Linked DNA regions of Mus musculus: regions 1, 2, 3, 4, 5 and 6 are each linked to region 7. Evidence: chromatin loops called from intact Hi-C (ENCODE). Cell type or tissue: left cerebral cortex. All regions are shown on one strand. Region 1 has its middle 77 kb from the start of Gm31816. Region 2 holds the start of Gm39331 (a long non-coding RNA gene). Region 3 overlaps Cadm1 (cell adhesion molecule 1). Region 4 holds the start of Gm31816 (a long non-coding RNA gene). Region 5 has its middle 11 kb from the start of Gm39331. Region 6 overlaps Gm31698 (a long non-coding RNA gene). Region 7 holds the start of Cadm1 (cell adhesion molecule 1).

Region 1 (4,000 bases), 85 kb after region 7:
CCTCGTTGAGGTCAGGAGATGGGACAGTTAACACACTCTTTTATTTTGTATCAACAAAGCTTTTCCTGGTCCCCCATTTCAGCTAAACCTCATCTATTACCTGACGGTCTAACCCAGGTTGAGGATTTGGCAAAGACTCAAGATAACGGCGCTGCCACAGTCTGCCCCCAACATACCCTTTTATTTTTCTTCATGCTTTTCCTTTGTTTATCGATATGTATGTGGAAGCCGGAGGTTGGTGCCAAGTGGCTTCACTGCTGATCTACCCAGCTGTTTTTCCCTGAGTGTTGAAGATCCAAACTCATGCTTGAGCAGTAAGCACTTTACCAACTGAGCCGGCTCCTAGCCAAGCATGCGTTCCGATTTTTGCTTTACACCCTTACAGGAGAGATCGCACATGTGTGCTTGTTGATCTCTCTTCTTGTGGTTTTAGTAGGAAATATTTGTTTCATATATCAGATTTATAAGCAGGGTCCGGGATGTTCAGGCACGATCCCGATGGCTTCCTGAATATGGCAGCCAAGGCGTGGTCAGTAACAGGGCAGATACATTTCCCAAAAAGATAAATTAACTTGTAGTGAGGCATGACAGCCAGCAACACTTTCCTGCTAGTATCTGACTATAAGGCTACTGACTGAGTGTGACAGAAAACTATAGGGACTGATAGAGCCAGAGAGAGGACAATATTCAGCGACTGTCACTATGAAGGAGGACCAGGGACCAAATTGTCTCTGTAGGTCCCTAAAGAAGACTATAGAAGAAACGGTAGCATCCCAAGGATTTGGAATCCTTAGGAAAAAATGATACCATTGGCATGCCTCAGTTCCCCCATCTTAAATCATGTTTCATGGGTAGGAATCTCATTTACAAATCTGGCCACAAGAAATTTTCTTTATGTCTTCCTAAATCCAATGCTTCAGTTCCTGTACCTCTGAGAACATGGGATGTGTAATCTCTGTCAAGGAGGCTTTTTCTCCTAGGGTTGTGGGAAGGTCCTGGGGTCTTATGTAATACCAAGGCATTTCAAAGTCTTTTATTCATTCTATTTATTCAATGATTTTTAAAGTTTTTAAAATTAATTTTTTTAAAAAATTATTTTATATGCATTGGTATTCTGCCTGCATGTGTGAGGGCGTCAGATTTTTTGGACAGAACTGGAATTGCAGACAGTTCTGAGCTGCCATGTGGGTGCTGGGAATTAAATCCGGGTCCACTGGAAGAACGGCCAGTTCTCTTAACAGCTGAGCCATTTCCCCAGCCTCAAATATCATTTTTTTATATCTGCTTAGTAGCTAAGTCTTAGCTCAACACTGCTGTAGACATAAAATTCATGAACAAAAGACTTAGTTTCTGGTCTCAAGAAGTTTGCAGTCTGCAGGGACTGGCTAGGAGTGGGAAGGGTGTTTACGGGGGCAGGCAAGAGATGGATAAACACATGAATCAACTAAGAAGCAGAGGAGGAGGAACCCAGGACAAGGTAAACATCTAAGGGTGTCACATCCTAGGAAGGGACAAACCTGTTCCCAGCTACAGGAGAGACAGATGAGTCAGACCACAGAGTTCCAAATGCCAGCTTAATGGCTAATCGAAGCTAGACTAGAGGATATGACTCAGAGCCCAGCAACAAGAGTTCTCCACGCCGAACCCCGAAATTAAGAAGATTTGCATATCTAGTCTTAGGAAGTGATGATCAGTCATGAGTCGCCCCCAAACTGTCACTGTTAAATCTCCTGCTTGGTCTATAGCGGCTGACTCCCACTCTCTGTGGTTTCCTAAAGACAAAGGGAAGAGCTAAACCACACCCCAGCATCTTCTGTCAGTTTGTCAATCACAGGAAAGGACAGGAGAGCATTCATTCCACAGAAGGAAGCCTCCTGATCTTTGTCCTGATCTCCCAACCATGAACAGACATTTACAGGACATTTGTTGATCTTAAAGATTTTCTGTTTGTCCTGAATTCCCCTCCCATGGCTCATGTGTTTTCCTTCTTTCCTCCCTCCCGCCTTTACTTTCTCTGGCCATGCTTGGGTTAGAACCCAAGGGCTTTGAGCAAGTACTGTACCCTGAGCCTCACAGGAGAGTATATCCCCAGCCCTTAGTCTCCCTTACTCCCTGTACCCTTTACAAACTCTTCTACTCTAGAAGGGTTTGAACTTAGTCATGTTCATATGACCAGAGTTCCTCTGATACAGCTTCAGACTTCTCTAATCACAGACAGCCACATTTGCCACCTCTGTGTGCCTGATGTTTTGTCTCGTTTGCTGGTGGAAAAGAAAGCTCTGCTGGTTGGAGGCAGGGTGAGGGTGGGGAGTAGAACTTTTCATACCTCCTGGGCACTGACTTGTCTGAGCCACTTCTCCTCCAGATCTGGAGTTTATCTTTCTTCCTCTGACATCCTCCCACCTCCACCCCCACCCCACCCCCACCCCCCTCACAGCCAGAGGGCACTCAGATGAGACAGCAACTGGTATTCAGGAAATAGCCTAGGTTTTTTGGACTTAATTATTTCAGTGGGCTTGTCTAGGGCATAGAGGACAAGGAGGTCATCTCACGAACAAATATCCAGGTCCCTGGGGGCCAGCCATGGGTGGCTTCCCAACACTGTGGCTGTACCCACCCATGCAGGATTCCAATCTTGGAAGGCCAGGAGGGAGAAAGTAATTGAGGGTTTCTCACAGGATTGATATTTGGGCCAGCTCATTCTTTATTCTGGGAGTACACAGAGCACTGAGGAATATTTAGCATGGAGCCTGGCCACTAGATGCCACAGCATCCTCCACACTTGTGGCAACCCAAAATTTCTAGAGTTGTTGCGAAATGTCCCCTATGGTTGGGGGTAAACACCCTCAGCACGGAGCCAGTGGTTTAGAGAGCTGCAGTGCCCATGTAATAAACAATGAGGCACATGCCTTCCTGGCTTGACATGATCTGAGTGCTAATCCACCTATCTGTTTTTATTCTGTGCTCTTCTTGTAGATGTGCATGTGTGTGTGTGCTGTTCTATTAAATCATATCTGTTCTAATGCCATTGATATCTCAGTGTTTGCTTATGCACAACTCTGTCTCCCCAAACATTAAGTGAACACAGAAGATAGGAGCTAGTTAACTGACTTCTGCCAAAAATACTCATGTATACATCATATCCACTTGTACATCATACACATACATCCTACACACGTATACATAATACATAGTCGTACATCACGTCCATCTATCCTACATACTTGTACATCACACACGTACATCCTAGCTACTTGCACATCATACACATATATCATACACACTCATATACATCATTTATACTCATACGTGGCACACATATGCTACACACATATATCTACACAGTACATATACACACATCACATATATATGTATTAGATATGTGCATCTATTACACACATATACACATATCATACATTTACATCAGCTCACACATATCACACAATGTGTTACATACATATATATCACATATATTTATTATGCACACATAAATTATATATCATATATCACACCATATATATATATCACATCACATAATATATCACACAGATGCATATATTTCATATACATCCATAGCCACATATTATACATATATATATACATCTCACATATATTTGGCATATACACATGTATATATATCACATATGTATACATTATACACACATACACCACACACATCATGCATATACATCCCATATACATCCTATACATACACACTCTGCATATCTTCAGAAGGACAGAACTCACATACTCCTTTGGGCATTAAGAGAGCACACATCTTTTTATGTTCAGATTCTTGCCCCCTCCTCTTGATTTGGAAGCAAGGACATGGATGGGGTTGTGCTTGAGGACCATGAGGGACTCTGGATGCTTAGGGAACAAAGTGATGAAGGAGATAGCAACAGGCAGTAAAAAGGTGTGGATGGAGCTGTCAGAGAAAGAAATGCCAGAAAAGCATCAAGACTCCATCTCATCCCAGTAAGAATGGCTGTTGTTAAGA
Region 2 (4,000 bases), 570 kb after region 7:
GAGTTAATTGAGAATGGCATGGGCTTTTGAAACCTCAAAGCCCACCCCAGTGAAAAACCTCCTCCAATAAGACCACACTTTCTAATCCTTCCAAACCAGTTTCACTGACTAGAGACCAAGTATTCAAATATGTGAGCCTCTAGGGACCAGTCTTAAGCCACCACATCCCCTCCTCTTTGTTTTGGCTGTTGCTTCCCCTGTGTCTAGCTGGGACAATAACCTGGTATTCTCTGTCCCAGGCCAACTCTATCTCAGCATGGAAGTCATTTCTTCTAGGAAATTTTCCCCGGACGGCCATGTTAGTTCTGTGTTTCTCCTTCATACAATATAGAGTCTTGCATTTCTAGGGAAGGGAAATGGCGGTTGTTAAGGAAGGCAGTGTGAGTCCCTCACAATACCATTTATAGCCCATTTCAGAGCCCCAAGACCACTCGAGAGGCCTCTGGCTGAGTGTGGGTGCTCTGCCAACTGTCCACCAGCTGCCACTCTCTCCCAGCTCTTGGGGAGAAGCCACCTGAGTCTGCAGTGTTTTCTGGGTCACTGCCTGGCAGTTGGTAACAGTGGCCTGCCTTCCCCACGCTTGTCTCTCACTGCGTAAGCCCACAAACCTCCTCCTCATCACAGTGAGTCCGTTGCCATGGTGTGTGAGGCTCAGTGTGCTGCTGCGAACAGCAGAAACCAGGCTTCCAGGGCAGAAAGCTCTGGGCTGGGCTGTACCCGGGGATTCTAAGGCCTTTCTCCTTTGTGAGTCCTACAGTGGAGTAGCAACAGACCAGAGACAGGCCTTGTCCTTTACAAGACTGAGCCTGGGGACAACTTGGAAGCTGCCTTCCTTCTGCCCCCATCTACCATTTTCTTTGATGAGAGTTTCTGTTCCCTCACTGGAATAAGGCCACCATGACCTCAGCTGTCAATTGCCTGTGTCACCACCTCAGCTGCTTCTCTACCCACCCCTCGCTCTTTTGCAGCTGCTGGTTTTATAGCACTCACTGCTAAGGTGATTGTGGGTGTCCCCTTTGTTCCTGTGCCTGATGTCTAGAGTCTCCAAAGTCAGAGGAGAGCAGCAGCCCTGTGGGACTTGTGCCCACGGAGCTGGTCACCGTTCACTTGTCCCTGGCCAGCCCTGACCTCTTCTCCTTCATCTGCCCTTTGCTCTGACATCAGGAGGCCAACCTCAGACTCTTGTGCCTCCCAGGCTCTCATCAGGTATGGAGGTCTCACAGAGATCACAGACGGGCAGAAAAAATGGGAGGGTTCCTTAGTAGCAGAATCCTCACTTCCACAACCCCCTTCTCCGGAGTCCATCCTGTTCTTCTGTCTGTCCGTGTGTGTGTGTGTGTGTGTGTGTGTGTGTGTGTGTGTGTGTGTTTCCAGTCTCTGATCTTTACCATGCTTGGCTGGTTCCCCAGCTTGCTCACACCTCTGTGACTTGTCCCTGCATCACAACCCTTCATCTGCACTCTCTGAAGTGACAAATGCCTCCTGCTGAGACTCTGATAAAACTGTAGCCGCCGCCCCCCCCACCCCCCCCCCAGCACAACAAGTGTGGCTGAGAGAATGAGCAGGTGGCCAGCAGGCCTATGGTCCTCACATGCCCAGACTTGATGGCAGAAAGAAACTGTCAGAAGCAGAACACTCAAGGAAGGCTTGGGTGCCTCTGAATGGAATAGCCTCAAAATTTCTCCAGGGCCAAAAAAAAAAAACCCCTGTAAGTTTTAAAGGTTACAAGAAAATCCCAGAGCCTCTGCCAGTGGCCAGTACTTATGACTCATAACTCTGGCAGAAATAGCCTCAAATCCTTTTATTTTAGCTGTAACCCCCTCTTGTAGCTCTATTATTTTTCCCAGGAAATCACTACAGTACTATATAAGCACATAGGATGCTAACATGTTAGTGTCTTAAATGGGAATTGCAAAGAGCAGAGGATTTGTGTTTAAAAGCAAAGCAAAACAAAAACAAACAAACAGACAAACAAACAAACCTTGTTTCTGACACTATGTGGCAAGCAGCTTCAGGCAGCCTATTAAACCTGCTGAGTGTATTTGTGACGTTTGTAACATAGGGTGTTGGGAAGCATTGCCCAGCCTTCTTCCAGCACTGTGTTTGAAATGCAATAAAGACTGCATTTGATAGGAATGCATGCTGCACCCCCAAGTTAGCCAATACTCTGTCTTCTTCTGCATATTTAATCTTGGGATTGAAAAATCTCTTCATGTTCTCTTTTCCAAATGCTCTTGAAAGTAAGTCAAAATCCTCCAAAGACATCTGCCTGGTATTGCATATACGTTGTGCACGAAAGTGCGTGTGTATGGGGGGAAGAGGATATCTCAACTCGGCTCCTGGGACCATTAGGATGTGGGTGGCCCGCCAGGATGAGCCTGATGGACAAATAGTAACTAGATCTCATAAGGGGATGGCAGTCCTGCCGCCTGCTTGGCTGATTTGCAAAGGATGTAGGTCTATCCCATGTTGATAGCACAGAATGCCAACGCTCCACAGCCTTGACAGGAAACATAAATTCAAATTGTCTGTTGCTGGCTGTCAGGAAAAGCCTGGGTACAAGAAATAATATTCACGGAGGATTATCTGAAGGACACCTGGCCCATCTACTGCTACAGATATACTAGATTTTATCCCTGGATCAAGGCAGACAGTCAGAGCTATGCATCTAGACCAAGTGGTTTTGGCTTTTTGTAAAAGGAGATTTGCTGGATGTGTTTAGGCATACTGTTTTAAGTTTGCACTGAAGCAATGCTTGAAGGAAAATCTACGTGAGTTTAGCAGTTGCATTTAATGTAAGAAAGGTCTTTTTGTTAAATTGCCTAGTTGCCTGGTAGATCTCTATGTCGCATTCTGAAGCCTTCAGGAGAAAATTTTCCTTAGCTTCATCTCCTCCAAGGCAACAGGTATAACTCTTACCTAGGGACAATGCAAATTTTGTTACCGACGGCTTCCTCTTTGTCTTTGGTTGCTAGGAAGCTCAGGCTTTAAAGCATGAATTTCTCCATTTTGGCTTTTCTTAAGTCTTCTATTCTTACTCCTTGCCGGTTCCACTTTAACTGAAGCATCTTATGATACTGTGTTATCATTGCAAGCATTCTCAATTTCTTTCTCTTCCTGTGGAAAGGAAGAGACCAGTGGTTGAAAAGAAATGAAAGTCTACGCAATGCACCCAAGAACAAGATGAATGCATGCATCCTGCATCTTCTGAGAGATAAACACCTAAGTTAGTTCTGATTATCCCTTGATATTTGGCTGCAGGTTACTTAATGTTAAGGATATGGAACCATGACCAAAGCAACTTATAGACGAAAGAGTTTATCCGGGGCTTAGCATTCCAGAATCCATGCTCATCACCTTGGGAAGCATGGCAACAAACAAGCAAGCGTGATGCTGAAGTAATAGATGAGAGCTTACATCTGATCTTCAAGTTGGAGGCATAAGGTTGGGGGTAGAGCATGGGTTTTTGAAACCTCATAAGCTATCCCCAGTGACACACATCCTCCAACAAGGGCACACCTCTTAATCCTTCCCAAACAGTTCCAGGATCTGAGAACAAACATTCAAATACATGAGTCTATGGGGATCGTTCTGATTTAAAGCCCCACAGAGACTCCAAATATGGTATTCATCCATCTGACAAGCTCTTTAGTGCATGCCTGGTGATAGAAACACAGCTATCATTGCTACTGTTGCTCAAAGAAGCCTGTAAGCTTTTAGAACTCAGACAAACCAGCCAACAACAGCTCAGAAGGATGAGATATAATTTCATGGTGGTAGGAACAGACAGGCAGGGTCCCCTGCTATGAAAGGGCTCATCAAGTCTGGAGTTCAGGGAGGTCTCTCCAAAGAAGACATGCTCAAACTGGTGTCTGAAGAAGAACAAGGAGTTTGACAGAAAAGAAGAAGGCAGAACTGTCCCCAGGAGGAAAAACAACATGCACAAATGTCAAGAGATACAAAAATGACACTGAAGACTAGAAACAAGGTGATATTCTAT
Region 3 (4,000 bases), 55 kb before region 7:
AACCATTTTCATTTTGCAATTCTAAGATGAAATCACAGAAATCCCAGACAAGAACAGCTGGTGCAAGAAAGTGAGGCGTAAGGAAGACTCAAGAGAAGAAAGGACAAGAATGGGATTCGTCCCAAGAGCACAGAATCAACATGCCCCTACTGTAAGCGTGCCAGCTTAATTCCTGGGGCAGGAGTATAAAACGCCATGATGCGCAGTGTCATGTCTTACCTTATGACGCGCCAACCATGGAATCAAACTACAGCAAATATACAGCTCATTTTGAATGTGTAAAGTTTCCATCTTCAACATCCTGATTGTAAATCAGGGTATTCTACCCCCGGAAAAAGAGCCACTCCCTTAGACATGATCCTGTGTCGTCTATACTTTAGTCTGTCTCAAAATCTTCCCTAATTATCAAATTTACAAGGAGCAGAAAACAAGGTAGGGGTGGAGGGGGGTCTTATTAACTTTCCTGCAGACACCTTGTTCGATTTAAGACCTAACTTCCATTTTAAAACACCCCAGAAAAGATATTGCAAGGCACCAGCAGGACCCCAGCATAAAGCAAGGCTCCTCATTAAAAGCTGGAATGGAACCTGCCAGGTATGCCTGCGGGGATGTGTGACAATAGCAGTTCATACCACATGCCTTTTCCGACCTAGATTAAATTACTGACAAAATGGACAGACTACCCAAAACTGTGAGCAATACACTCTGCCAATGAAAATAATGACTGCGCTTGCTATGGCACACAGGCTTTCGGCTCAGCTTGTCAGCATTGTCTGTCAACTAAGGGGCTCAATGGTCTTTCCAGCCAACCCTTTGGCTGCCAAAACCAATAAGCTACCTTCATTTCTTAAGCCCCCTTGGGGCTTTGAATTACTCTCCATTTTGGACTTAAGGTCAGTCTGGTGAAACAGTTTTCCCCCTGAAAGAGTCATAATCAGACGCAGCCCCTTTCTATACCACCAACCTACTTAAAACTCAGAGGAAGAAAACTCAGGAATGTGTACGCTGCCCCGCTGGGTCCTGCACATTTGCATTCTGAAAAGGTGTGCCTACTGCTTAGGGTAGCAAGGTGCATTTCCTTACAATGCCATCTCACAGTGTTCTCCGTGTTTTATAAGAAAACATGGATTCTGCTAAGCCAGTGTGTGACAGCAATATTTTAAAGCAGCTTAACTTTACGGTTTTGCCCATTCTAGTGAGTTTAACAGCCTCATTATGTTATAGGCAACCGCAATCACGTACATGCGCACAACCACATGTGCCTGAAAGTATAAGTTTTGCTGGATTTTATTTTTCATTGTTCATGCAAGTTCATGACAAATCTCTTCACGGCAAGTGAAACTCCTCCAGAAAAACAGCAAGCTTTGTCATTTATATTTTCATTCACATATTCAATTCGTTTACTTACAGAATAAATCCCCACTATTACCAACTATGGAGGAAAAAAGTCCCCTTTCACCACATTCTGTGTCTTTCTACACAACGTGAGGATTGGGCAGACTCACTGGATTTGTCCAAGCAAGTTCAACCACTAACCTGAGGTCTTTTGCCCTAGGGAAGAGCCTGACAGATGACAGTTTCGAAAAATAACTTTCAGCCTCCAATGGAAGGTACTGACAGGAGCGCCATTCTTATAAAATACTGGTCCCCAGAGGCCCGTCTTTCTGTCAGTTTCCTTCTGCTGGCATCCCAACTTGGGTTTCCAGGCACAGTGCCTCTAACTTATCTTTCCACCTCCAGGCCTCCCACAATCCTTAACTTCATTCACAGCTTTTCTGCCTGGTTCTAAACCGAACATTCACCCTTATAATATGGTGGGGGGACTCCAGCTAAATGAGCCTTCGGTTCTGATGTGATCTTTCCAGTTATTGAATGTTTCATTGAATTTTCCACTATGCAACTTCAAATGCAGGAAGCGGCCAATTCATTTTGTTAACTGTTGTGCAGTATAGATAGCCCGCTCCATAACTATGCACTTTGATTTGGTACATGAGGAGATGTAGTTTTCATTACATCCCTTATCCTCCTAATGACATTTCCAAACAGGATTTTAAGAACTGTGAAGCAGAAATAAAATTATGCTGAAGCTCCAAACTGATCACGTGGACTGGAAAACGGCATCAGAGCCAGTGAGTGTGAATGGGATCCAAGGCTAGCACAGTTCGAGTTCAGAAACAGTCCTCAAATAACGAGCATCTTTCTGATGCCCCTTACATTCCCAATCACAACTGAGACTCTATGAAAGAACACAGACTAGTGTGGGCTCCTGACCCCAGCCCCAGAGCCTTTATCCTACACCCAGGCTTCAACACACCTTTGATGTAACTCCTTCCTTTTCAATAATCAATCAGGGCTAACATTTTGGTTATCTGGGTTTACACAAAAAAACCTAAAGGAGCCATGAAATTGCTTCTGTGAAGCACACCCTGCACTGACTTTTAAATAGCTTTCAGAATCGTCTAGAAATGAAACTACTGCTATCGTACCCTTTGTCTTCTCCACTCCCATACTGGAGCAATTCTCCAGACTGAGAAGGAAAAGAGGTACCTGACTTCCATAGTGTGCTGACAATTACAGCCCACTGTCATCTTGGTTGTATTAATTACCTGCCTTCCCTATGTTATTAGGCCCTGAAAGAAGCCACACACACGGTCACTTATTTCGAATGACACTGCTTAACTGAGGCAAAGGATGTCATTTATTTCAGAGTTTTGCCCTGTTTATCAAAGTATATAAATATCTAGCAAAATGCCAGTGTTTTCTCGCTGTGGCCTTTCGGAGATGCCAATCTCTTGGACAACAGATTAATCCTCCCTCTCTATTACCCTGAACTTGATGAGGGATCACAATACAGGAGGTACAAGGCAGAAAGATTTACTGGGTGGCCAGGACCAGGGCCTGAAGCAGGATGAGACCTTCAAAGGAGCAGCAGCAACTGTGTTTGTGATAGATAATACTCTTTTTATTCAAATATCCAAGCTGGCCACTTACAGGCAGAGACTACTTACTGCCTTCATCTAAGACAGGAGAACTCCTGACGTGGAAATGCAGGAAACTCCACCCTTGATCATTTCAGCCTAGGAGAAGGTTCCTAGCAAGGCTGCCCTTCTTTCCTAAACTACAGGGAGTCAGAGGACTCAATGTGTATAAAAGACTGTCACATAAATTAGGATTGTAGTCAGGAAACGGGGAAGAGAGAATCCCCCAGGCTGGAGAGATGGCTCAGCAGTTAAGAGTACTCACTGCTCTTGCAGGAGATCCAGGTTCAGCTCCTGGCAGCCACAGGAGGACTCAACCACTTATAACCTCGTGCCAAAGGACCCAATACCCTTTTAACCTCCAAAGGTTCCTGCAGGCATGTGGTACACATGTGTACACCCAGACACACACACAAACACTATCAACCAACTAACTAATCAATATATATATATATATATATATATATATATATATATATATATATATATATGTGTGTATATATATATATATATATATTTTTTTTTTTTTTTGCGGGAGAACCAGCTCTCCCCAGAGAGTCAAGAGTCTGCAGGAGGCATCCACCAACTAAAATGCTCTCAAACTTCCAAGAAGAAAACCTGAAGAAAGCCAGGAAGCCAATCCAACACTACAGGTGTGCTACTCATGCCTGCGATCCCATCATTACATGGGAGGTAGAGACAGGAGGGTCATAAGTTCAAGGTCAACCTCAGATAAGAAGGTCGAGAGGCCAGTCAGAGCTACAAAATCCCTGTCCCCAAATTGATTTATTGATTAGTCAATTAAGAGTAAAAGACTTGAAACTAACTGTGGCTGCTGTTTAAAAAACAAACAAAAAAACAAAAAAGAAAGGACATATAATTCAAGCAAACGACATTAACTTTCTTAACTATGTTAGTTCCTTGCTTAAAATTAAAATTTGGATGTGGGAATCAAATGACACAGGAAATAAAGTGGGGGTAAGGGAATCGCTGGTTCTTGACCAGGCAACCTGGGGTTTCCC
Region 4 (4,000 bases), 160 kb after region 7:
GGGTTACAGAATTCCCAAAACCTTCATGTGCTGCTCCATTCCCGCTAGCCCTGTCTATCTCACCCTGCCCTAGACAGTTGTCTCTCTGCTTTATGTCCTCAGCCCCTCACCTTGCTATCCCCCCCACCCTGCATTCTCAGCTCTGCCCCTCATCTCTGCCCCTCATCTCTGGTCTCTCCAGGTTTTGACAAGAAAGACCTGTCTCTTCTCTAAGAGCCACCCTGAGACTTCTATAAGTGGCCGGGAGGAGGGAAAGATCTCATTTATTTTTGGTACCAGAGATAATCAGATAATTGTGCAATTAGCAGTAATTTTATCCCTCCTGTAATTTTCCAACAAGAGCCCCCTTTAAAAAAAAAAATAAAAGGGATTTCTCCCTCCCCCACCATGTTGTTGTTTTGTCTGGAGTGTCACAAGAAATTTGGTGGGGCACTCCTGTGTGGTAGAGAGGGGGAAGGGAAAGATGCTGGAGACAGAACTCCTGTGGGAGAGGATCTGCCAAGCGGACAGCTCTGCCAGGCTCCTCCGCCAAGCTCAGGCGGTTTGAGGGAAATATGGGGGTGCAGGCTGCTCTAGCCTCCAGAGATCTGCTCCCTAGACTTTCCCCACCTCTTTCCCCTGGGCCAAAGGAGAAGGAGTCATGGCGGGAAGCACCAGAGGCTGAGAGGGTGGATCTGACTCCTTTTGGAGACCCAGTAGGAAAGTCCTCCCTGTCATCTGTTGTAGCCGGGGAGCAGGCGGCCACGTTCTGGGACCTAAGCTCATTCATTGCTCAGTTCCCCAGGTCCTGAATCCAGCCTCACATCCCACGCCACACAGGCTGTGGCACAAAAGGGACAAACACCCTCAAGACCTAGGCCAGATAATTATCAAGCAAATTCCCTTCAATTTCCTGCCTTCACCCCCACCCCCACCCTCGGGCACTGCCTGCTGCGCGTTCCCTGATTCGGCCCCGGCTGTGCAATCAACGCCAGGTAACCTGCGGGGCCCTGTAATTGCTCTGGAGTTGCCTGGGACTTTGCGAGGTAAGGGCGCGCTGCGCTTCTCGACCCGGTGCGCGCGCACGCGCCCCCCCCCCCCCCCCATCCAGGGCGGGAAGCATAGGACAGGAGGAAGCTGGGTAAGTTGGGGAACCAGGTGGAGATAGAGACCCGACTCCCAGACGCCAGATCGCTGCTCTGCCCTAATGGAGCTGGGGTGGAGAAAGCTCAGAGGTTGGCAAAAGGAGGGGAGCTTAGGTGATTTGAGTCGGGAAAAGGAGCCACCTTGCCCTGCCCAGGGGACAGGGGCCTTGGGGGCCATGGGATCTTCCTGTCCCTTCCCTCCGGTGCAACGTCGCTTCATTGATGAGCCTTGTCATCATCCTTCAAGTGTAATTTTTTTAAATTGCAAAAATCTTACAGAGCTATTAACCTCAAAAGAGTTTAACATATGGCAGCCCGAGTCTCCCTCTTACCCTAATTATAAGGCTTGCAGTAATGGGGCTGTCTTTTAAGTTACAGCTGCTGCGCTTTTGGCTTTCGCTAACATTACATCCTATTAAAGAGCTACATTAAATGCATGCAAATTGCCGGAGCCACCGCACTCTCCCGACCAATGAGGGGGACCGATTTCAGCCTAGGCGGCGATAGCAGGGTCAGACTCACCCTGCTGCGAGCACCATATGATCTATCAATCAAACTCCTCTCATTAATTAACTAATTCATTAAATATCTTTATATATGAAGGCCCGGCCAGGCGGAACATTGTGTTGACAGGGACGTCCCGTCAGCACTTAGCTCTGCGTTCTCCTCCTCTCCCTTCCGGCACTAAACACTTGGTGACTAAGAAAGGTCAACTTCGCAATGTGAGTGGGCAGGAGAGCACCTACTGTTTGGCTCTGTAGGGTGTCCCTCTTGGGTCTCCTCCCAGTGACTTCCATCTGTCTGGCTGCCTCCCAGTGCACCTGTCCTTTTGCTTCCACTCTTTTGGCAGCCCCTAGAGGGCAGGACTCTTTGATTCACCTTTACCCCAGAGTCTAGCACAGAACTAGGCCCAAGGCAGCTGTTTTATCCTCTAGCTCTTTAACACCTTGGTGACCTTTCTCCCATTGGCCTTCCGGAAGCCAACAACAAGACAATGTGGCCCTTTAGCAGATGATGGCATGCTCATGATTCTGGAGAAGGAACTGACAGGAAGATTGGGAGAGAAGAAATTGCAGGTTGTTGCTGAGGGTGGCACAGGCCTGTAACCCCAGCACTTAGGAGGTAGAGACGGGAAGATCTGCAGTTCAAAGCCAGCTGGGACTATAGGATTCTGTTAGAAACTAAAATACAGGTAGAGCTGGCCAACAGTGCAGCTCCAATACCCAAACTGAAGCAAACAAACTCTTAAGCCAAATGGAAAGAGGCTGGATCATTATATAAACAGTAGACATTTTAGAATGGATACTGTGTGTGTGTGTGTGTGTGTGTGTGTGTGTGTGTGAGAGAGAGAGAGAGAGAGAGAGAGAGAGATGTGGTTACTAGCAAATTTCTTTCATCATACACCTATCTTTGTATATGATGGTACAGATGGTTGTGCCATTTCGTTGGCAGGGACAACACCATATTCAGGTGTGTATGATGTGCTGAGCACTATCTATCATTCACATGACCTCATTTAATGGAGACAAACAACTGTGTGGGATGGTCACTTTTACTTCTAGGTAATACAAAATCAAACCAAACCAAACCAAACCAAACCCAAACAAACAAACAAACCTGAAGTTCACAGACAATCTCAAGTACAAGGTTGACGTAACAGAGCCAGAGGTCAGATTTGGGTTTAACGCCATCAGAACATAGAACAGTCTTGCTCATGAGGTCAGCTGGGTGGGTGGCTGTCTTAGTTGTTTTTCTGTTGCTGCGATAAAACACCATGGTCAAGGGAACTTATGGAAAGCAGAGTTTATTTGGACATCTGGTTCCAGAGGTTTAGAGACCACGATGCTAGAACAAAGGCGGGATCAGGAAGCTGAAAGCATACCTTTGAACCTCAAGCACGAAGCAGAGACAGAACCAGAAACGCAGGAAGCTTTAAAGGCTCAAAGCCTGCCCTGAGTGGCACACCTCTCCCAACAAAGCCACACTCACTAAGCGTCCTCAGACAGTGCCAGCAAGTGGGGACCAGGCATTCAAATACCTGAGACTATGAGGGACAGCTTATTGAAGGCACCACAGCAGTTGTTCATTGGCGCCCCTACTTTAACCATATAGTTGCCATTCTTTCTTTGGCAAGAGCTTGTACTAACACGGTCTTCTGGCTGGGCTGGTGGGCTTGGGAGTACGGAGCGCATAGCACCTGCTATCATTCTGGCTCTTGACTAGGTTTATAATTGCTTGGAATTACTTTCTATCTAGAATTCCCTGGATAGACAGCCAACTGCTGTCCCTTCTAGATGAGAGAGAGAGAGAGAGAGAGAGAGAGAGAGAGAGAGAGAGCGAGATCCTGTCAGTTGGATGAAGGAGTGGAAATGGGATAGGTAGCCCCCTAGGGCAGGTCCTGTAGAGCTTCCTTTACCATGCTGTAGCTCCTGTTGGACAGAACATTAAGTTGGAATGGAGGAGTCTCTGCAGAAGTTAGCCTTGGCTCCTGCTATTCAGTTCATGCAAGTGCCTCCTCTACCCAGTGAAGTGCAGTGTGCAGGCCGACATGCAGAGCCTAGGAATTCCTGGCAAAACACATGGCCAGATCCTCCCTGTAAATGTTGCTTCTCTTTCTCCCCCTCCGTGTCACTCTCTCTCCTTCCCTTCTGAGACTTGGGGCTAATGGACTTTGGCCGTTAGCACCTGTGATGTTGGGTACCAACCTCACCATGGGCCTCTATAGCTTCTTCTAGGCCCTTTGATTCCCAAGAATAGTTTTGGAATGGGGCGTGCTGTGATAATGGGGGTTAATGGTAACCCCGGCATCAATTTTCCCTCCCAGAAGAAAATTCTCCAGGCTTAGGCTGCACACACTGTAATAGTGAAAATGGCTC
Region 5 (4,000 bases), 560 kb after region 7:
GTGATGCAATTATCAAGAGATGACCCAGGAAACCTAGGAGTCCCTGTGGTCCTGGCCACACCAAGTCGCACCCTTCTGACTTGTTTCTCAAGTACAAAGCTTTTCTGTAGTGCCCAATTTTGTTCCTTGAAACCACTGCAGTGACACACCGAGATGCTACAATTCAAAGGAGCCCATGACCACTGTAAAGTACCGGAAAGCCACCAAACTTCCTGATCTTCAGGAACGTTCTCTGAAAGCACACACCTGCCACTCCACTGCAGGCTTCCCAAATGACTGTCGGATTTTGCCCACCTCTGCAGAGAGAGATGGCAACGTCCACCTGCTTTGCCTTCTGCTGACCTGACTTTGACCCAGGGCATCTGGTTCATGTTCAAAGATAAATTAGCCTGTTGTTCAACATTTTCCATAATGTCCATCCAATTCAATTAGTTAATAGAATTATGAAATGTCAGGCTGGATGGGTAGAGATAACTCAATGTAACCCATCATTTTTAAAAAATAAGGAAGCCATGCTGAGAAAGGAAAAGCACACAGTAATTCTCTGTGCAGATGCTCTTGGGTTTGGAGGCTCTGGGCTCAGAGGTCTTGGCTAGAAAAGCTTTAATTCATTGAATGCCTGCTGTAGTGGGAGCCCTGTGGTGGTTTGAATGAGAATGGCCCCACAGGCCCCTAGATTTTATTCCCAGCTGGTGGGTTGTTTAGGAAGGATTAGGAGGCATGGCCTTGTTGGAGGAGGTATGTCACTTGGGATAGGCTCTGAGGTTTCAAAAGCTCCCCCCCACACCCCGAGTGCGCCCCCCCCCCCCCGCCTCCTGTCTTTGGATCCAAATATAAGCTCTCAGCTACTTCTCCAATATCATGCCTATCTTCCTGATGCCATGCTCCCAGCCATGATGATCATGCACTAGCCCTCTGAAACTGTAGGCACGGTCCCAACTTAATGCTTTCTCCTCTAAGCTGCCTTGGCCATAGTGTCTCTTCACAGCAATAGAATAGTAACGAAGACAGGCCCTCTCCATAAGGTACTCACAATCTAGGAAGAAGAGTGTTGGGCAGAGTCTGGAAAGACCATCTTATCTTAAAGGAGCTAACTGCCTGGGGAGAGAAGCCAGGGAGCATTGATGGTCATTACCCAAAGTGGGAAATGTCAGCATGACCCCTCTCTAATCTATGTCACCCTGAACCTAAAGCTGGGTGATAGTGCAGCTTGGACTAGAAAAAAATACCAAGGTAAACCATGGCTTCAGGCTCCGTTTACCCTGCCTTTGTACAATCCCAAAGCCTGTGAGCAAGGCTCACCTCGGCCCGACTTTACCCAGCCTTCCAACCCTTTCAGGGTAAACTCTGCTTCTTTCAGCTTCCTCCTCACTCACCCAACACAAATCAGACAGGGGGCTAAAAGGAGGTAGGTTAGATTGCATGAAGCCCAAGGCATCCTGGGCTGGGCTCTATTTCCCGAGGTTTCCTCCCTCTATCCCATTACCCTCAGCCTGGGCTGGTGGGCTCAGCTGTCATGAAATGAGTATCACCCATCTCTGTATGGGCTTATTCCCATTAATCCTGACAGTCCAACTCTAAGCTGGACCAGGAGCTCATACGAAGGGTAAGCAGGAAGGGAGACTCTCGGCAGAGCTCTGTAGTTTGCCAGAAGCCTTCTGATCTAGAGTTACCCTCCAGAGGCACCTAGATTTCTGGAGGGTGGAAGTGTAAGGGTCAGAATACCCTTCGAGGTTCCCCTCAGAATGTAGAGGGAGTGGAGATCTCACCCCATGAGCTAAGAGGAAAAGAAGCCTGGGGTGGATAGGATGAGGTTTGGGCTTCAGGAAGGGGTGTCATGGAGATGGGGATTTAAAAATAAACAGGAGCTAGCAGTCTCTTTAGCCATAACCATGGTAACGGACACCGCTGGAATCATAGCCTGCACAGGGACCATTCCCGAGGCTCCAGAAATGTATGCGGGGTTACATCATTTTCCACTCCTCTTTGTTGGTGTCACTATTGTTGTTTTAAATTCTCCAGGGCTGTGAACACAGCAAACTCAAACACAGGGAACACCATGCAAATGAGTCCCTACATCCTCAGCCTCAAACCCAAGCCTCTTTGCTCGAGCTCCCTCTGAACACGTGCCCTGGAACCGCAGATGCACACTGGGCAATGGGCACCCACACCAACAAAGACACGCCCTGGGATGCCCAAATGTTCACACAAACAGAAACACACATGCAAATGTGTGTTTGTCTATACTCACGCACACATATACTGAAAGATACCTGCTCTTGTAGAAAGCAATAAGTCAAAGACTTGAACTTGGTGTATCGGTGCAGGCCCCATACATGTTTTTGTGATTGCACATGTTCACAGTTCCATCTGATAGCTAACACACGGGCACACTTGCACACAGCAAGTCTCTGGCTGTAGGTTTCATGGAGGTCTGCACACCTGATAGCACACACAGCCTTGGGAGCACACATGTGGTTGGCCTATGTCTTGATACTCTACCTGCTTAAGTATACACGTAACTGATGTCAGCATCTGCTCTCTCCAGGGTATGCAGTTGTCATGAGCAGATGCATGCTCACTGGAATCTCATTGTCTGTAGAGTCATTGTTTCAACTCAGCAAAGGCACATTGTCTAGAGGTACACTTTCCCTGATGTATACACACACATATATACACACACACACTCACAAATAAACACTGTCACACATACACACTCACACACACACTCTCTCAAACATACACACTCACACATACACACACAAATACACATAATCACACACACACATTCACACACTCTCACATACACACACACTCACAAATAAACACTGTCACACATACACACTCACACATACACACTCACACACACACTCTCAAACATACACACTCACACATACACACACAAATACACACAATCACACATACACACAAATACACACAATCACACATACGCACATTCACACACTCTCACATACACACACACTAACAAAAACATACACATGCTCATATACGTACTCTCTTACACGTACACATACTCTCTCTCACATACACACACATACACACACACTCACAAATACACACTGTCATGCATGCATACATACACACTCTCGCATACATATACACACAAATAGACGCTAACAAAAACATATACACTCTCATATACATACTCTCTCTCACACACATACACACACACAGTCACACAGTCACATATATGCACACACACTCACAAATACACAGTCACACATACACACTCACACACTCACAAACATGCACATTAACACACTCTCACATACACACACACACACACACACACATACACACACACTAACAAAAACATACACACTCTCATATACGAACTCTCTCTCACATGTACACACACATGCACATACTCTCACATACACACACTCACACACATACATAACACAAACACTAACAACAACATACATACATATATATTCTCTCTCTCCTCTCTCTCTCTCTCTCTCTCTCAACACACACACACACACACACACACACACACACACTCACACACACACACTAGCTCTCAGCACCAACTCCATTCAAGCACCCTAAGTCAAAGACTTTTCCACATCTCACACAAAACAGGGAGAAGGAAAATTGGCTCAGTCTGGAGGCCTTGGGTTCCTCAGCAGGCAACGTGGAGCAGAAATGGACTCCTAGAGCCAGTGGGTTTTTAAAAAATTGCATGAGACTCCCAAGGAGGCAGGAAAATCAAACCCTCGTCATTGAAAATCCCTACACAGCAGAAGCAGAAATCAACAGAGCTCCAAGAAAAGGCTGCCGCTCCCCCACTTCACCCTCCCTCCCCAGAAGAGAAGACAAACAGAAAACAAATCAAAAAACAAATCTAGATTGAAAGGAGCAATTGTCGAATGAATAGCTCTGGGCTTTCCTCTCACCCCGGGACACATGTTCCCTGACCGCAGGACAAGAATGAGAAGAGATTCCTGCAGGCAGTGGGCAGAGGGACAGCCTGCAT
Region 6 (4,000 bases), 400 kb after region 7:
GCACTGCTTGAGGCTATAAAACTTTTAATATTGCAGAAGAAGACAGTTCAACGAATAGGTTAGCCACAATCGCTTAATCGCTTGGCAGCGCCCCAGCCTATCTTGGTGTGTATCAGAGCCAAGGCAACACAATGAGTCCCACACAAGCAACCCCTGGCTAATTTGGCTGAGAAGGCTGAGTGGGATGTTGCGAGGGGGCGTGGCTTGGAGCAGAAGCTGTCTTCTTTGCATTTGACTTTCTTACTGCTGAGATGCTGGGATCAGTTGAGAGGTACTGGCTTTGCCTTTGGCAGGGATTGGTATACACGGGCCATTGGTTCTTTAAGGTATAGCTTTTGTAGTTGGTATAGACGAACACCAAGGTCCTCGTGAAGGACGGAGATTTTTCTCCCTCTTTTTCTTCACACACACACACACACACACACACACACACACAATGGCACATGTGCAAACTCCAGCTCTGAGCTCCTACCTTATAAACAAACGTCAGATTCATCTAACTGGTTCAGTTTCCCTCTTTGAATCTTAGACCCGTTTGGTGCCAGGCTCTCATGTGCCATAAACACAATAGAAACATATGCCCCTGCAGCGATAAAACAGATCCGAAACGACATCCCTGCCGCCTGTTGGGTGGCAGCTGAAGTCAGACATCTTAATGTATAATATTATGGGAATTACCCACATTAAGATAAAATATCTGGATTTAAGTAACTGTCTTTTGCTCTGAATTAACTTGAAGACTGAACTCAGCAAACAAAGGCAGATGACTTGGGTGGGGCTCGGGAAGTTTCCTTCCCAGCCATTGCATCTCTGGTGGTGATGTCATGAAGGAGTTTCAATTGGATGTTTGCAGTTTTGCTATTTGGGGACAGGGAATCTGATTGAGTGCCTTTTTTCTAGATACCAAGGGAACCCAGGAGGCTGCCTATAGCCAAGATGTGTAGTTGTTTAGGAGAACAGTAGATGTTCAGTGCTGTGGGGATCTGTGTCATCCTCAAGGCTTAAGCATTCAGCAGAGAGGTCCCAGTACACAGGGAATGTTTTAAAAGTATTCTTTGAATGAGGAACATGGCGTCTGTTTACCTTATCCTTTCCTTTGGGCAATCATGTGTGTGTGTGTGTGGGGTAGGTGCGTGTGCAACCCATGCACCTGTACACACACACACACACACACACACACACACACACACACACACACACACGGATACCAGAGAAGGATGTTGGATATCATGTTCTATCTCCGTTCTGTCACTAACCTTGGAGCTCGCTTCAAAACTGGCAAGCCTCAGCAATCTTCTTGTCTCTGCCTCCTCAAAGAGTTATCCCAGCACTTGGGAGGCAGAGGCAGGCAGATTTCTGAGTTCAAGGCCAGCCTGGTCTACAGAGTGAGTTTCAGGATAGCCAGAGCTATACAGAGAAACCCTGTCTTGAAAAACAAAACAAAACAAACAAACAAACAAACAAACAAACGAGTTGGGATTATGAGATTGGTCAGTTACTACCAATCCTTTAGTGAATGCTGGAGATTTGAACTCAGATCCTCAAGCCTGCGTGGCAAGTGCTCATTGAGGCAACTCCTTATCCCTTTCTTAACCATTTTGTACCAGTACAAGCCTCTACTTCCCTCACCTGGTTGGAACCTGTACTGCAGTACCACCAGCATTAGTTATGTGGAGGCTACTTCTTTTAAAGGCAAGAACTAGTAGTGCCCACTGTGTTCTGAGTTGCTGAGAGTTCCCTTTGCAGGCCAGCATGCAGATCTGACTAGGTAGACTGAGATGTCTTTATTCACTGGTGCCAGGAGAGTCTCTGAGAGCCCTCTGCTGTGTAGGGAAGCATGCTGGAAATCCTGGGCTGCCACAGTGCCTTTGCTGCCCTGAGCTGTAGAGTAGACTTGGGGATCATCTCACTTATTGTGGATTTTGCTTTGTAACAAGTGGTTTGAGGCCCCTTTGTGACTTAGATTTACACGGGAAAGCCAGGTGAGTGCTTTCTATGACTTTACCCCTAGTGTTTAATCAGCCTCACGCATTCTACCAAACTCAGATGGCTCAGAAGAAAACAATACAAAACACCAACGTGGAGTTAAATTGTGGTGTCTCCAGAATGATCCAAACTAGATTTTCCTAGGATGGCCCAGTGCAGTGTGGTTTGAAGACAGAGCCTGACATTTCAGTCCTTTTAAAAGGTGCTCATTGGGTTTACAGAGAGCTTGGTATTTGTGAGGTAGTAGGGACTGGTGAGGGAGTGGATTGGAGAAAAGGAATAGAAGCTATTTCTGTCCTAGGGAGTTAGTGTGCAAACCATGGGCATGCACATGCCACTGTAGAATAAATTGTAAGTAAATGGCTCAGGCGTGAGACCAAAGAAGGAGAGAAGAGACAGATGGTGGATAGAGATTCCAGGAGTCATTGGAGACGAGCCAGTCATCGGGCAGGAGATGTGGGACACCTTAACATCAGGGCTGGGACAGTTGCCTATACTCATAAGAAACAAGTGGGAGACCCAAGAAAAGAATTTACCATAATGCATAGATCATAGGAACAATTTGTTGGCAAACTAAAGACTTTAGTGTGAAAGGCCAAGCTGAAAATGTTTTGGAAGTAAATAAAGGAAGATATCTTTGTGACTTGGAGTGAGGGAAAATTTCTGAAACAAAATACACAAGGCATTAATAATACATTAAAAACCTGATCATCTAACTACATCAAAATTAAGAATGTGTGTTCACCAAGTCATTGGCATAAAGGATGTGAAAAAGGCAGACCAAAGTTGGGCAGAAGCAGATCTGCAACACATAGGTACAATAAGCAGTGTCCAAAATACACAGAAGCGAGAAAAGCCAATAAGAAAAATGTGAGTGACATGGCAGTTGCAGATGGGGTGGAGGGAGAGATGGGAAAAGACATTCTGTGGTAAAGAGAGTGGGGATATGTAAATGGTCAAGATGTCATGGAAACTGGGCAGGTTGGGGACACCCAATAGGGAGAGGAGCTACAACACAGGCTCAGAAGCGTGTGACTCTATAGAAGGAAGTTAGATACAGAGACTAGCTAAAACACAAGCCTTTTGTTATCTCCTTCCAACATGGACCCAAATGGCCTCTAGCAAGTCACTGGGAGAAGGTAAGAGCATGAAATGATTAATTCATAGATATCACACAAAATCATGCCATTGAGTCTGACTCCAGCTTCCACATCTGGGGCACTTTTGCGTTAGGACTTCAACCCTCTAAGCACCACAGAGAGTGCGTATAAAATCTGCCTGGCAGGGCTGGGTTTGATTGGACTTGGCAGTCACCTCCATCTATCCAGCCCCTTCATCCTGTGACTCCTGCTGGGATCCCAGCCCCACGGGGTGACCTGTGATCGTCCCATGACAGCATAGTGGCTGACAAAGTGATCTCCCTCGGCTATAGCAGGCAACATCACTAGACACAAGCCTTTCTTCAAGAAAATTCTTCAAAGGGCCCCTTGCCTTGAAATGCTATGCGCTTCTTCTCTGGGCTCTTAAACAGAATAATTCATTAGTCAGTGAAGAACAATCAATATCACACTCCGACAATTTACACACTGACTCTGTTTACCCAGTGGACCCTCTCAGATAATATTATTTATGATCCTAAATAACTCCTTCGGCATTCAATAGAGCCAGGGTGCCCCAGAGACTAGGACACAACCAAATTATGAAGACATATGGTTTGCTCAGCCCTGAAAATGTCCAGACACATTTCACTGATGGGAGTCTCACATTGGTCCCTTCTCGGATCCTTTCTAAAACTTTCCTAATGGCTGCAGGAGGAAACTTCTCTCTCAAAGGAGACATTAAGGTACATCCAGGAAAGGGGGCTGCCAGGGCTTTTTTTTTTTTAACCATACCATGGTTATTTTAGGACTCTCCAAAGTTCAGGGCACTTGAAAGGGTTGTAGAAAGATTCTAGACTAATTAGCAATCAGGATGTTGATGGCTACAAACACATATGACTGGGTAGATGAGAAAA
Region 7 (4,000 bases):
CCCCCCAACAGCACGTCTCCTGCGGTGTTTACATAACTATGTGTCCTCTAGCGTGTAAACAAAAGACACAACCCAAGCAGAAAGGCGCCCCCGGAACCGCAGGCTGGCTGGCCCAGCGCTGCATCCTCCCGGGCTGGGGGCTCCGCAGGTGGGGGATGAGCTCGCAGCATCCTCCACCACTTGTTGCTCCCAGGTCCTGCAGCTCGGAGCTGCGAGGGGTTTTGCAGGCACAGAGCCCTAGCGCATCCCCTCGCGCAGAAGCCCTCTCGCCACCGCCCGGTGCAGCTCGGTCCCGCCGGTCGCCAGGAGGCAGCGGCAGGCGGTACAGCAGCACGGGGACACCGTGCGGCGGGCAAGAGCGGCGAGGTGGCGGGAAGGCGGTCGCAGCGCGGCCGGCCTCTCCGGTGGGGAAGAGCTCCGGCTCCCTTTTGTTAGCAAATGCAAACACTGCCCTCTTCTTTCGCGACCGCGCCAACGCGCCCCGCACCGGGGCAGCCACACGCGGGGCTCCTGCCAAGCGCTCGGCGTCTTCAGGGAAGGCGCGGCGCTCGCCGAGCCGCCGCCACCCGGGCAGATTCTCAAGACGGCCGGCCACGCGGGGAGCGCCCCGAGGCCCGCAGGGCGCACGCCGGGCCGCAGAGGCCGCGAACGCCCCCGCCACCACCTGCGGGCCGCTTGCCCGAAGGACGCGCAGCCGGGAAATCCCGGATCCCCACTCGCGGCAGAGGCCTCGGTGGCGCGGACAACCTGCGGGCTCCAAGAGCCCTCCTGCAGCGGCGGCGACGAGCGGCCGCCCCCGAGCCGGGAACTTTCCCTGCCTGGATTCCAGCCAAGCCGACCCGCAGCCTAGCGGAGGGGGCCGAGGGGCAGCGTTCGGCTGGAGGGAAACACGAGAGGCGTGCAGAGCTCTCGGGCGGGGGACCTGGCTGCAGAGCGCGGGCAAGCCGGGAAGAGGACACGACGGTGGGGATGTCCTGGGGACCCGCGAAGGAGAAAGCTTCGGGGAATGGAGAATCGATCGGGGGGGCGAGCTGGAACGGAGGGGGCGAAAGCTTAGCCCAGGGACACAGGAGGACCTGCAAGTTCCAGGGACGAGAGCGAGTTTCGGAGGGTCCGGAAGGTTCGGGGCGCCTCCGAGGGCTCCCCTTCCCCCCACGCGCTAGCCCCCGGCCCCGAGCCCACTCCACTCAGCACCCCGCGCTACGCCAGGAAGAAGAGGTGTGGGTGCAGCCATCCCTGAGGGCGCCCATCCGCAGCCGGCGGATAGGAGAGAAGGGGCGCCGACCCCTCGGCCCCTTCCATCGCAGCCCCGACTTTCCTTGCCACGCTCCCGCCGCTTTGGATTTAGGAAGTGGGGGAAGGTTGTCATGGAAACGTCCCCCCTTCCATAGCTACGGCTCCTGGGGGTGCCCGGGGGGGTTTTCGGGACCAATCCGCGGGTGCCCACAACCTACCTGTGGGGATCAGTGCCGCGGCCGAAAGGAGCAACAGCAGGAGCCGGAGCCGGAGCCCTGGAGGCGCCGCCGCCGCCGCCACAGCCGCTGCCGCCGCACACTGGGATCCGCTCGGCAGCACAGCACTCGCCATGTCGGGCACCTGCCTCAGACTGGCGGCGGTGGCTGCCTCCCGAGCCCGAGCGGACAGCTAATGAGATGCTAATGAGATGCGCTGGAGGCGGAGTCAGGAGCGACCAATCGTGGCACCTCGAGCCCAACCCGGCTCTCCGAGAACTAGCCCCCTCCCCCACCCCGCCCCCTGGCGCTAGCGTTCGGCCGCGCGCCCGCGCCACCTAGGGGCGGGGCCGAGGGGCGGGGCCTATGCAAATATGTTTACGTTAAAATTCGGCCTCGCTTCCCCGAAGGAGGAGAACCTGTACTGGCCCGCGTCCGGCTCGGTGGCTGGGGAGGGGGTTGCGGCTTCAGGAGGCGGGTCTCTCGCTTTCGTGCACCTTTACTAGGAACCTTTACGCCACTCGCCGCGGCGGACTCCTGGTCGGAGAGTCTGACCGCGAGATTCCTGGGCCGGGGCACTGCGTGGGCATCGGCCTATCGAAGTCATACGTTACAAAATTTCCTTTCCCTCACCTTGCACGAAGGAATAAGATCTTTGGGAAACCCGGGAGTGGAGAGTGCGAATGCAGGTCCCCGGATTGACAAAACAATCTGAGAGAAGTGCATGCGTGCTTTGCACGTCCGGCGGAGCAGGAGAGCCCGCTCAACAGCCTAGCGGCAGACTAGGGGATAGTTGGAAGACTGAAGCTGTGGAGTCGGGGTTCTGGGATTTTCAAGTGGATGTTTGGCTGTAGATTCTGGGGAAAGGTAAATCAAGGTGGGTGTGCTCAGGCTTCCCAGCTTGTTGGAAGTGTCCTTCCCATGTTTAGTAGATTATAGCATATAAGTAATATGGAATATTTAAGATTACACGCACACAAAAGCAAAAAAAAAAAAAATCTACCGGTCAGGGTCGTGGGGAAGGGAATGTAGGGAACCGAGGCAGTGATAGAGTCAGTCGAGTTCCTCTTCCAGGGCTCGGTTCAATTCCCTTCTCTCCTATGCTTCCAGTCCTTTCTAAGGCATCTAGAGACCAACAGGTCCTCACTTTAGTTGTGTCTCAGAGAGGTTCTCCCGCTGACGGGACTTGCATGCATCTCTGGACACACTTCCTCCCTCCCCGAAATTATCTTTGATTTCTTTTCAACAAGGCAGCCGGCTCTCTTGTTTGTCTGCCTTTTAATTACTTATTTTCTTTCCCTCTAGAAGACCGTGTGTGCTCTGACCCTCTGTTGCTCAAGCATCAAATTGAAGGACGAGCCGTATTAAGTGTAAAGGTTTATAATAATTTAAGTATTCATAGAATGCAGAACAATAAGATGTAGGAAATACAATTTGCATAATAAATATCAATATCACAACAGCTAAAACAAACCATGACAAATTATATGTGGCTAAATGACCAAGAGATTACTGAATGTAAATTGCTGAATCTGAACTATAGTCTAGAAGAGCTGTACCAAGCCCTCTGTCCTCATGTTGCAAATAAATTAAAAATAAATAAATAAATATCAAAAGGAAGTTAAGATCGGCCAACCCATCAAATGAGTTACACATTAAAGCAGCCTCATATTATCCATTATGCATAAACTAATTTTCGAAACTGCCCTGTCTCCACATCCCTGGATCTTCTGCTCTGTAATTACAGGCCCCAATGCACGAACTGCAAGCAGTCCTCCAGAAGTGGAGAAAGCTCCAGTAGGCAAATCACAGTATACGAGGCAGAAAACCAACACCATGTGACCGCCAGGATAATGCCCAGTCTGCAAAAGCCAGAAGTGAAACTACCTAGATTAGACGTGATACAAAGCAGATTTCTACCAAAATCAGAATGAAAAACTCAGAGACTGTTTATTCTGACAACAGGACAGGACGGACTGCAAAGTCAGATCCTATATGTCAGCCACAACAGTACAGAGCCGGACACTCAACAATATTCACTATTCTTTATAGTACTGCTACTATAAAGACCTTGAGCTGATATCAAGTTTATAGTTAACAAAGGACTATTGTGACCTTGAGTTCTTATCAAGAAATTCTTGTGCACAATCTTCTTTAGTCTCTGAAACTACCTTCAAAATTGATACTATTTATTTTCCCCATTTTTTTAAATATAGCATGGTTAGAAAAATTAAGCACCAGCCTTTTAAAAAAAATCACAATTTCTAATTGCAGACAGAGAGGCAGAGCCTTCACAACTAACCACGATGCTGCACTGTGCCTCAATAAATATGTGTTAAGTGAAGGAATACATTTCACATCATGATGCATGAATAATAAGCAAAGGAGAGCTGTATTTTTAACATAAGGTGAAAATATGCCAGCAACCCAGAAACGTTTTTTGAAAATAACAGGATTGCAGCAGACTCCTAAGGAAAAGCATTGCTCCTGAGGCTGAGGCTCCAAGAGAATCTAGCCAGGCCCGAGTCCTCCCACTCTCAGCACGCAGT

What was found. Peaks named below come from ENCODE experiments on the same cell type or tissue, not always from the same donor. Only the 100,000 strongest peaks of a DNase experiment are listed, where the experiment ranks them.
Region 1: a loop joins it to region 7, with 5 times the contacts of the local background. A loop is called at or near these places in 3 of 42 quality-filtered maps.
Region 2: a loop joins it to region 7, with 4 times the contacts of the local background. A loop is called at or near these places in 3 of 42 quality-filtered maps.
Region 3: a loop joins it to region 7, with 4 times the contacts of the local background. A loop is called at or near these places in 5 of 42 quality-filtered maps.
Region 4: it touches region 7 in a loop (2.0-fold over the local background); 2 of 42 quality-filtered maps call a loop at or near these places.
Region 5: it touches region 7 in a loop (4-fold over the local background); 3 of 42 quality-filtered maps call a loop at or near these places.
Region 6: a loop joins it to region 7, with 2.7 times the contacts of the local background. A loop is called at or near these places in 2 of 42 quality-filtered maps.

The regions. Positions count from the first base shown.
Region 1 is chr9:47,443,184-47,447,183 of GRCm38, reverse strand. No RefSeq gene overlaps it. Among named protein-coding and RNA genes, the nearest start is that of Gm31816, 77 kb to the right of the region's middle. In left cerebral cortex, no CTCF peak of the experiment used is centred here; a DNase peak (open chromatin) is centred at 1,569.
Region 2 is chr9:46,953,076-46,957,075 of GRCm38, reverse strand. It overlaps Gm39331 (a long non-coding RNA gene), which reads right to left and starts at 1,446. Exons shown (of 3, transcript XR_870715.1): 1 at 1,174-1,446; 2 at 221-343. In left cerebral cortex, no CTCF peak of the experiment used is centred here; DNase peaks (open chromatin) are centred at 559 and 1,716; H3K27ac peaks cover 981 bases.
Region 3 is chr9:47,583,136-47,587,135 of GRCm38, reverse strand. The region is part of intron 1 of Cadm1 (cell adhesion molecule 1); the gene reads right to left. Among named protein-coding and RNA genes, the nearest start is that of Cadm1, 55 kb to the right of the region's middle. In left cerebral cortex, no CTCF peak of the experiment used is centred here; DNase peaks (open chromatin) are centred at 85 and 1,704.
Region 4 is chr9:47,365,332-47,369,331 of GRCm38, reverse strand. Gm31816 (a long non-coding RNA gene) reads left to right here and starts at 1,088. Exons shown (of 5, transcript XR_001779164.1): 1 at 1,088-1,120. In left cerebral cortex, a CTCF peak has its summit at 1,966 (motif pointing right); a DNase peak (open chromatin) is centred at 534; H3K4me3 peaks cover 875 bases.
Region 5 is chr9:46,964,133-46,968,132 of GRCm38, reverse strand. No RefSeq gene overlaps it. Among named protein-coding and RNA genes, the nearest start is that of Gm39331, 11 kb to the right of the region's middle. In left cerebral cortex, no CTCF peak of the experiment used is centred here; a DNase peak (open chromatin) is centred at 1,941; H3K27ac peaks cover 762 bases.
Region 6 is chr9:47,124,079-47,128,078 of GRCm38, reverse strand. All of the region lies in intron 5 of Gm31698 (a long non-coding RNA gene), which reads left to right. Among named protein-coding and RNA genes, the nearest start is that of Gm31698, 58 kb to the left of the region's middle. In left cerebral cortex, a CTCF peak has its summit at 1,637; a DNase peak (open chromatin) is centred at 2,377.
Region 7 is chr9:47,527,960-47,531,959 of GRCm38, reverse strand. It overlaps Cadm1 (cell adhesion molecule 1), which reads right to left and starts at 1,608. Exons shown (of 11, transcript NM_207675.2): 1 at 1,455-1,608. The coding sequence starts at 1,587. In left cerebral cortex, CTCF peaks have their summits at 379, 1,773 (motif pointing left) and 2,244; DNase peaks (open chromatin) are centred at 778, 1,686, 2,152, 3,342 and 1 more place; H3K4me3 peaks cover 2,538 bases; H3K27ac peaks cover 2,705 bases.